3 separate regions of the Homo sapiens genome follow, and regions 1 and 3 are each linked to region 2. Evidence: chromatin contacts called from ENCODE Hi-C or POLR2A ChIA-PET data. All regions are on one chromosome and are shown on one strand. The core of a region is the stretch at or near the end of the contact, and the rest is flanking DNA. Distances in the headings are between cores, read along the strand shown.

Evidence for each region. Hi-C counts contacts between places; a loop is a spot of excess contacts on that map. ChIA-PET counts read pairs that join two places held with the same protein, here RNA polymerase II (POLR2A). Pooled maps may share reads with other maps.
Region 1: a map of natural killer cell shows a loop between it and region 2 (10-fold over the local background). The contact joins two enhancer-like sites. A Hi-C loop is called at or near these places in 2 of 168 maps with a recorded cell type or tissue (endothelial cell of hepatic sinusoid and natural killer cell) and 6 of 50 pooled maps. POLR2A ChIA-PET finds 5 or more read pairs at or near these places in 2 of 52 experiments (BJ and activated CD4-positive, alpha-beta T cell).
Region 3: a loop to region 2 is called in a pooled map, with 2.1 times the contacts of the local background. The contact joins two enhancer-like sites. A Hi-C loop is called at or near these places in 4 of 50 pooled maps. POLR2A ChIA-PET finds 5 or more read pairs at or near these places in 2 of 52 experiments (AG04449 and activated CD4-positive, alpha-beta memory T cell).

The regions. Positions count from the first base shown.
Region 1 is chr3:14,215,404-14,218,151 of GRCh38, forward strand. No RefSeq gene overlaps it. Among named protein-coding and RNA genes, the nearest start is that of LSM3, 38 kb to the left of the region's middle. RefSeq lists silencers at 981-1,030, 1,061-1,140. Within about 2 kb of position 1,393, at least 3 of the 41 ENCODE cell types and tissues checked have a DNase peak (open chromatin) inside an H3K27ac peak, as active enhancers do.
Region 2 is chr3:14,143,186-14,145,885 of GRCh38, forward strand. TMEM43 (transmembrane protein 43) reads left to right here. Exons shown (of 12, transcript NM_024334.3): 12 at 1-495. XPC (XPC complex subunit, DNA damage recognition and repair factor) reads right to left here. Exons shown (of 16, transcript NM_004628.5): 16 at 1,962-2,700. Among named protein-coding and RNA genes, the nearest start is that of XPC-AS1, 5.0 kb to the right of the region's middle. RefSeq lists enhancers at 562-1,249, 1,595-1,704 and a silencer at 644-938. Within about 2 kb of position 1,451, at least 34 of the 41 ENCODE cell types and tissues checked have a DNase peak (open chromatin) inside an H3K27ac peak, as active enhancers do.
Region 3 is chr3:14,231,492-14,234,230 of GRCh38, forward strand. No RefSeq gene overlaps it. Among named protein-coding and RNA genes, the nearest start is that of LSM3, 54 kb to the left of the region's middle. RefSeq lists a cis regulatory region at 856-1,720. Within about 2 kb of position 1,317, at least 5 of the 41 ENCODE cell types and tissues checked have a DNase peak (open chromatin) inside an H3K27ac peak, as active enhancers do.

The DNA.
Region 1 (2,748 bases), core at 143-2,642, 72 kb after region 2:
CTGTGAAAATGGGATAATAATGGCACCTACATTTTCCTGGCACTGCTCTCTCAGAGGAGCTTATGCCATGATTTCTTCATAGGGAACATGGGGTAATAAATACAAAGTTCCTGACATAGAAGGAGGTTTTCTAAAAGACACTGAGAGGCTCACCTGGTGGCTTCCTGTCATAAACCTGAAGTGGCGGTGGGGGTGGCTGGAGCAGGTAGCCCAGGAGGTCCTTTAGGCTGGCATGCAGCAGGAAGAGCAGAGAAGGGGGTAATAATTTGGGTAAAGATAAGGGGGAGATGCTCAGTCCACAATGATGAAGGGCATTTTTTTATTTTCTTGAGACAGGGTCTGGCTCTGTCACCCAGGCTGGAATGCAACAACATAATGATGGCGCACTGCAACCTTGACCTCCTGAGCTTGAGCAATCCTCCAGTTTCAGCATCCCAAGCAGCTGGGCCTACAGATGTGTGCCACCACACCTGGCTAATTGTGTGTGTGTGTGTGTGTGTGTGTGTGTGTGTGTGTACTTTTTGTAGAGACAGGCCTCACTATGTTGCCCAAGCTGGTCTCAAACCCCTGGCCTCAAAAACAATCATCCCTCCTCAGCATCCCAAAGTGCTGGGATAACAGGTGTGAGCCACTGCACTGGGCCAAGGGCATAATTTTTAATGAAAATTAAGGCAAAGAACAGTTATGGGAGACAAATAGATGACAGTATCAAGGACTTTTTCATTAGCAATTAACAACAACAAAATAAAACCTCAAACTGACTTAAGAAAAAAAAAAAGAGCAGCGGGAGCTGACTGTAGACATGGCTGCATTCAGGAGCGCAGGCTATGCCACCAAGAATCGGTCTTGCTCCGTCCCTTGGCTTTGCTCACCCTGCTATTGACTCCGTTCTCAGTCAGATGCTCCCCTCGTTCCCCTCGTGGTGACAGGATGGCGCAGCAGCCCCTAGTGGACATTCTGCAGCTCAGTCACCCACCTCATTCCCGAAACGCCAACCAAAGCCCCAGGATTCATTATGGTTGGCCCAGCCCAGGTCATGTGCCCCTTCCAATTACTGGCACTGATTGGCCGGTTCTGGTGATGAAGCAGACAGGGGGCTGGGACCCTGGTCTCCTGCCTTCTTTGAGTTTCCTGACTTGTCCGTTCGTCTTCAACTGGCCCACTGTTCCCCGGGCTCTTAAAACCACACCTCATTTAGGCCTCTGGCAAGAAATGGCTACATCCTCTACAGCGGTCTTTTGCATTGACTTGGACTCTTCTGTTGGCTTAAAGGCAGATTCAGGACATGCCAGTTCAGATAGAGGGAGACAGACTCGTGTGTGATCCTGGGATGGCAGAGGATTTTTCATCTGATGTGCCAGTTATGGTTAATAGTGGCTGCCCGAGGGCTGTTTTGCAGAGGATGGTAAAGCTAAGTCCAGACTCGGAGGGAAAAGAAGCTGTGATTGATTAATAATGTCTGCCAGGAGCCCCGGAGCAGTCAGTGGTGGCCGACTTGCCGTGTATCGGCCAAACTTCATTGCAGAAAGAGCACGGATCACGGAAAGCAGCAGCCCTGTTCACAGACACCTCCACCTCTCAGCCCTGCGATCACACGCTAGTTACTTAGCTTTACAGGAAACAATTCTCCCATTTGCACAATGAGGACGTGTATCCCAAAGAGTTGCTGAAAGAATCAATAGAGACAATGTATGTAAACTGATCACGATCCTGCACGGAAAACAGAGGCTTTGGCTTTTAACAGAGGTGGAAAGTCATGTTGTTTTTCCAGGGGCCCCACCCCAAAAGTGCTTGTATGGCCTAGGACATCTCAGGAAATTTTTTTTTTCTTTTTTTTCACTTTCTTTCTTTCTTCCTTCCTTCCTTTCTTTCTTTCTTTTTCTTTTCTTTTCTTTTCTTTTTTTTTTTTTTTTTTTTGAGATGGACTCTCGCTCTGTTGCCCAGGCTGGAGTGCAGTGGCTCGATCTCGGCTCACTGCAAGCTCTGCCTCCCCGGTTCACACCATTCTCCTGCCTCAGCCTCGCGAGTAGCTGGGACTACAGGGGCCTGCCGCCACCCCCGGCTAATTTTTTGAATTTTTTTTTAGTAGAGACGGGGTTTCACCGTGTTAGCCGGGATGAGTCTCGATCTCCTGACCTCGCGATCCCCCCGCCTCGGCCTCCCAAAGTGCTGGGATTACGAGCGTGAGCCACAGTGTGCGGCCGGGAAAATTTTCTTGAGTTCGAACTTCTTTTTTTGAAATATGCGCTGTTGACACCTGGCCTTATCCCTTCAGGCCTTCACAGTTCAGGCCGTTTGGCCCCGCTTCTCCTCGTTGACTTTCCCACCAACAGTGCATTGACCAGCACCACCGTCTGAGAACTCACAAAGGATCTGATTTACCTTCCTAGGATTCCGTATCACCTCTTCTTACACCAAGGGACCCAGTGCATGGCAAAAGCTGTATGAAAGTGGGCACATGGCCACAGAACAGACAGGTTTTTCCAAGGAAGGCATCAGCAGAAGCTGCTTGCTGGCTCTTTGCTAGAAGCACAGCTAAGGAGCCTGCCTAGGGGAGATACCTGGCACGGTTGGCATGCTATACTGTTTTTCATTGAGGTAAAATTCGTATAACATAAAATTCACCATTTTAGCCATTTTAAAATACACAATTCAGTGACTTTTAGTGCATTCACAGGATAGTGCAACCATCACCACTATCTAATTCCAGAACATTTTCATTCATTCAAAAGACACTTTAGACTCATC
Region 2 (2,700 bases), core at 201-2,700:
TGTGTACCTTTTCTGTCATATTCAGAAACCGTTTTGTGCCTGCTGGGAGTAATTCCTTTAGCAATTAAGTATTTGGTAGCTGAATAAGGGGTCAGAACTTCTGAAACCAGAGATCTGTAATCATCTCTATTGGCCTGGGGTGCCTGTGCTATAAATGAGTTTCTTCACATGAAAAACACAGCCAGCCCAAGATGACTTATCTGGGTTTAGGATTCAATAGTATTCACTAACTGCTTATTACATGAGCAATTTCATCAAATCTCCAAACTCTTAAAGGATGCTTTCGGAAAACACGCTGTATACCTAGATGATGACTAAATGCAAAATCCTTGGGCTTTGGTTTTTTTCTAGTAAGGATTTTAAATAACTGCCGACTTCAAAAGTGTTCTTAAAACGAAAGATAATGTTAAGAAAAATTTGAAAGCTTTGGAAAACCAAATTTGTAATATCATTGTATTTTTTATTAAAAGTTTTGTAATAAATTTCTAAATTATCTTCTGGTGTGGGACTTTAACAAACATCCTATTTTTAGTTTCAGATTTTTTTTTTTTGGCATTCTTTCCAAAATGTCTGTAAAGAATTCAGCCATAGGATTTATTGAGAACTGAATTTTGTGGAAATCTGAGCTTTCAGTGCTTAAAATAAGTTAATTTTTTTTTAAGGGCAACTCAGTATCTAGCACTCAGAAGTCCACACTGAAGCCCACTTTGTTTTGGCTTGATTTAAAGTGAATGACTCAGGCTTCATGCATCTTCAGAATGTGCTAGAAAAAGTGGAAGGGGCAGCAGTGTGCTCCACTGCCAGAGGCATCCTGAGTTGACACGGGAGACCTGAGTTCTGAGCCAAAGATTGCTACATACTGGCTGTGATGTTGGGTAAATCAACGATTTGAGTCTGTTCCCTCATCAGTACAATGGGAATAACACTTGTCCACCTCACAAAGTTGTTGTGAGGGCCAAATGAGACAAAGCCCATAGAATGCCTGACACATGAGGCATTAATTTTTCATTCATTTTGCTTCCTGTTCTGAAAGGCGGCTGCTAACTGCCCACTCTGATGCTAGCAGTTTGCTTTATTTTTTACAAGCACGTGAGTGAGAACTTTCCCAAACCTACTCTTCTGTTTCTCAGAACCTACTGTTTCATTTAAATAATGCCTCCTTGTAGCTGACATATGCCTGAAGAAGTTATTTCTGCAGAGACATGGCAATGCCATCATCTCAAAACCCCAGAAAGACAAGCGTGGTGGTGCATACCCATGGTCCCAGCTACTCAGGAGGCTGAGAGGATTGCTTGAGGCTGCAGTCAGCTGGGATCACACCACTAGCTGGGATCACACCACTGCACCCCAGCCTGGGCAAGAGTGGAACCCTCCCTGTCTCAAAAAATAATTTAAAAAAAAAAATAACAGAAAACAAGTTGCCTCTATAGGAGGGCCGAGCTCTGGTGAGGAAGTGTGAGACCAGTTTCCATAGCAACCCCAGTCTGTTTCTCAACAAGAGGTTCCAGCCAGCCTCTTGCCACATATGAGTCATAACTCAAGTGTTTTGTTTGTTTCCCTTGGATAAAAGTGACTCCGATTTTTAATGGCTCCTCTCAAAGATTAACATCTCTTCACTAAATACAGAAGAATTCCATATGTAATGAATTTCCAGCCTCCATGAAAACAAAATGGACTCTTTCATGCTGTCTCAACATATGAATACATTGCTCTGTCACCTGGGTGTTATTACCGACTTAAATCTGAAAGAAGCTGGGCACGGCAGTGGTGTGTGGGTGCCTGCAGTCCTGAGGAGCTGGGACTGTTTCCCGAACAATGCCTTTCCACCACACACGGTGGTTGTGAGGGCCAGCTGAGGCAAAGCCCTCAGGAAGACCACTCAAGCCCAGGAGTCCAGCCTGCGCAAGACAGTAAGACCCCTTAAAAAAAAAAAAATCTGAAAGAAAATATAGAGCCAAATCTTTAGATAAATGCTTTATTATTTTCTCAAAATGTTATAAAAGTCATTTCTCCTTAGTACAGAGAGCTTTATACATTTTATCTAGTAATGAATACAATCTAGTTTAACACTCATCTATTTTACTAACATTTCCTTAATTTTCAATTCGTATTTTTCCTTTTCTTTCCTGATTTTAGCTTTTTTTAGGCTTCTGTCACCACAAAATGTTACTTGGAAAACTAGATCCCAGCAGATGACCTGTACTTCTCTGCTCTCTCCCCTACTGCAAAGAGGCAGTGAGGGCAGCATTAGTAAGCCTGACTCAGGGGAAGGTAAGTGGCCTGCAGAGAAATGGTCCTAGGTCCGCAACCGAGGCGAGTGAACTTGTCGGACAGATGAAGACTCTAACTGGAAGAAACGATCAGCGCATTCACGGATGCACCACCATCCAGAAATCTCCCGGTGGCTTCCATACAAAAACTGATGTTTCTAAAGATGGAAAGAACAGGTCTAGGAGGCAGAAGAGTATCTCCTAGCAAAGTGTTCTGTAGCTCAAAGGGTGAGTGGGCTTTGGTAGCAAAAAGCTTTGAAGGCTTCACCCTGGGTGAATCTGACAAGGGCTGGAGCCAGACGGGACCTGCAGCACCTCCTCAGCTTGGCCTCGTCTCCCCTGACCCCGCCTCCGTGCATGCTGCCTCAGTTTGCCTTCTCAGCAGAGAAGCCCCCACCACCAGGGGCTGGGCATGCCCAGGGCAGGTGTG
Region 3 (2,739 bases), core at 67-2,566, 88 kb after region 2:
AGCCTCAGCAACCTTTGGAAAGGAGAGTCAGGTCATGTCACTTCTTGGCTAAAAAGATTTCAGTGACTTGCATCTACTCAGAACAAATCCAAAGTCCCAACAGCAGTGCACAAGGCCCTACCTGACCTGCCCCCAACCAACTCTCCACCCTCCCTCCTCATCTCTGACCCCTCTCCTTCTTGCACCCTTTTCTCCAGCTTCCCTGGTTTCCCTGATGTTCCTTAAATGTGACAAGCTCACTCCTGCCCCAGGGTCTTTGCACCATTGGTTTTCCTGCCTGCAGTACTTTTTGCAGATGGCCCCGAGACTTGCTTCCTCATTTTTTCAGAGTTCTGCTCAATATCAGCGTCTCCATAATACCTTCCTTGACTGCCCTGTTATCAATGGCAACCCCATGTCCCCAGAGCTTCCTATGCCCTTAAGCTGCATTTTAAAATTTCACAGCATGTATCCCCATCTCATTTTCTATATTCGCTTGTTCGTTTATTGCCCATCTCACCGGCTAGAACCTGAGTTCCATGAAAGTGAGAACTGTATGCCCAGCTCACCTCTGCAGCTGGGAAGAGGCCCTGCTAAAGGAATGAATGAGACTCTGCTCAATAAATATTTATAGATTAAACCAACAAGTAAGTGGATTTATATTTACTTCCACGTGGATCTCAGGGTTATGTTCAAGATGTCATCTAGTAATGAGAGTTGTGAACTGGGATTCTGAGGAAACAGCTCATTCCTGACTCCTTACTAACCCTTTTGTATGTTTTCAAAGCAAACATGCAAAGCATGAAGACCTTCAAAAACCCTTCTCTTCCCTCTCAAACCCTGATTCAGCTTGCAAAGGACAAAAGAGCCCTTCCTTTTCTTGTAGGAGACCTGAGTCTCTTAGATGGTTTCCCTATATGACCTTGGTCAATCCAGATACTCTCGTTGGGCCTCATTTTCTCCTTCTGTAAAGCCTCCGAGATCTTCCAGCTCTGACGTTCTATGGTTCATTTCCACCTGAGATGGCTGTGGCACTTTGACTTCACTGGGGGAAGCATTTCAGATAAGCAGGCCCTGCTATCTCTGGAGCCTTTCTCTTCACCTTCATCCCTTCACGTGAAACCCAACGCCAGAGCTTCTGGGACAGCCTCCTCATTGATAAAGTGTTCCCTGACTTCTCAATGAGCTTGCACACTGTAGCTGCAGCGATAATGGGCTATATCTGGCTGGCCCGGAATCTTGCCTATGTTCCAGTCAGTGCTGTGACTATCAGTTGTCTGCTGAGCATGAATGGCCAGAGGCAGAAAAAGGACAAGGAGCCCCGCTGGTGAGAAGTGGAAGTGATTAACTTATGTCGCATGCTCCAGCGGGAGTCTCAGCCAGCGATAGGCGAATGAGTGTATGATGACAGCTGCCTTGGAGTTCACACCACACCATCAGCACTCTGCAGGAAACAGATTACTTCAGGGCTTGAGAGCTCGTTGACAGCTGGAGCTTTCTGATAAAGTTGTCAGAAAGTGAAAAGGACAGTCCCAGGAAGTTGTAAGCTTCCTGTCCTTGGAGGTGTTGTGGTAGAGGAGGAGAAGTGGTGGATGGGATGTTGTAGACGAGGTTGAAAGTGCACTGATGGGCTGGGTGCGGTGGCTCGTGCCTTTAATCCTAGCACTTTGAGAAGCCGAGGCAGGCGGATTGCCTGAGCTCAGGAGTTCGAGACCAGCCTGGGCAACATGGTAAAACCCCCGTTTCTATTAAAAATACAAAAAATTAGCTGGGTGTGGTGGTGCATGCCTGTAATCCCAGCTACATGGGAGGCTGAGGCACAAGAATGTCTTGAACCCAGGAGGCAAAGGTTGTAGTGAGCTGAGATCATGCCACTGCACTCCTGCCTTAGTGACAGATGAGACTCTGTCTCATAAAAGAAAGAAAAAGAAAGAAAGAAAGAAAGAAAGAAAGAAAGAAGAAAGAAAGAAAGAAAGAAAGAAAGAAAGAAAGAAAGAAAGAAAGAAAGAAAGAAAGAAAGAAAGAAAAGGGCAGTGATGGGCAGACCATGTCTGTCCTGTTCTTCACAATGTCATTATAACCTAACATGGTCTCCTCTTCTGTGCTCAGGGGCTCAGGGCCAAGGTGTATCTGTCTGGGCATCAGTTGGGGCCCCAGGAAATGGTGGAATGAGGGGAAGGTGGTATAAGCAAGTTGGGCTAAACTTCTAGAAGGAGAGCCAGGATCCAGGTGTCAGGAAAGGGCAAAATCCAGAGATAGTCAGAAAGAGAGAGGAATTCAGGGTGGGAAGCAAATATTCACAATAGGAGAAATGAGATAAAGTGAAAACAAGTCAAGATCAACTAAGATCGGAGGACAGTGGGTCCAAGTGGTCACTTATAAGTTGGAAAAGGTATGATGCCAGGTGCATTGGCCTAGATTTAAAAATGACCAGAAGTGGGGTGTACATTGTGTCTTGCTGATAACACTGCACTGCAGAACACTAGCGATCATCTTTTCAGGAAGGCCAATTCAGAAAAAACAGAAGGACTCATGGGCCACGTTTACCACCACCTAAAATACTTCTGTTAACTCTCATGAAAAAAAATACAGATATTCTTGTAACTTGGATTACATACTTTGTGCAATGTCACTTAGAAAATTGGTACTGCTTTTGGCCACTTTGATGTTACTCTCCAGGCCTATTTGAGAAGATGATAAGAGGTGGCAACTTTCTAATCTTTCACCTTAGTATAGCCCAAGCAAAGAGCTATATAGACC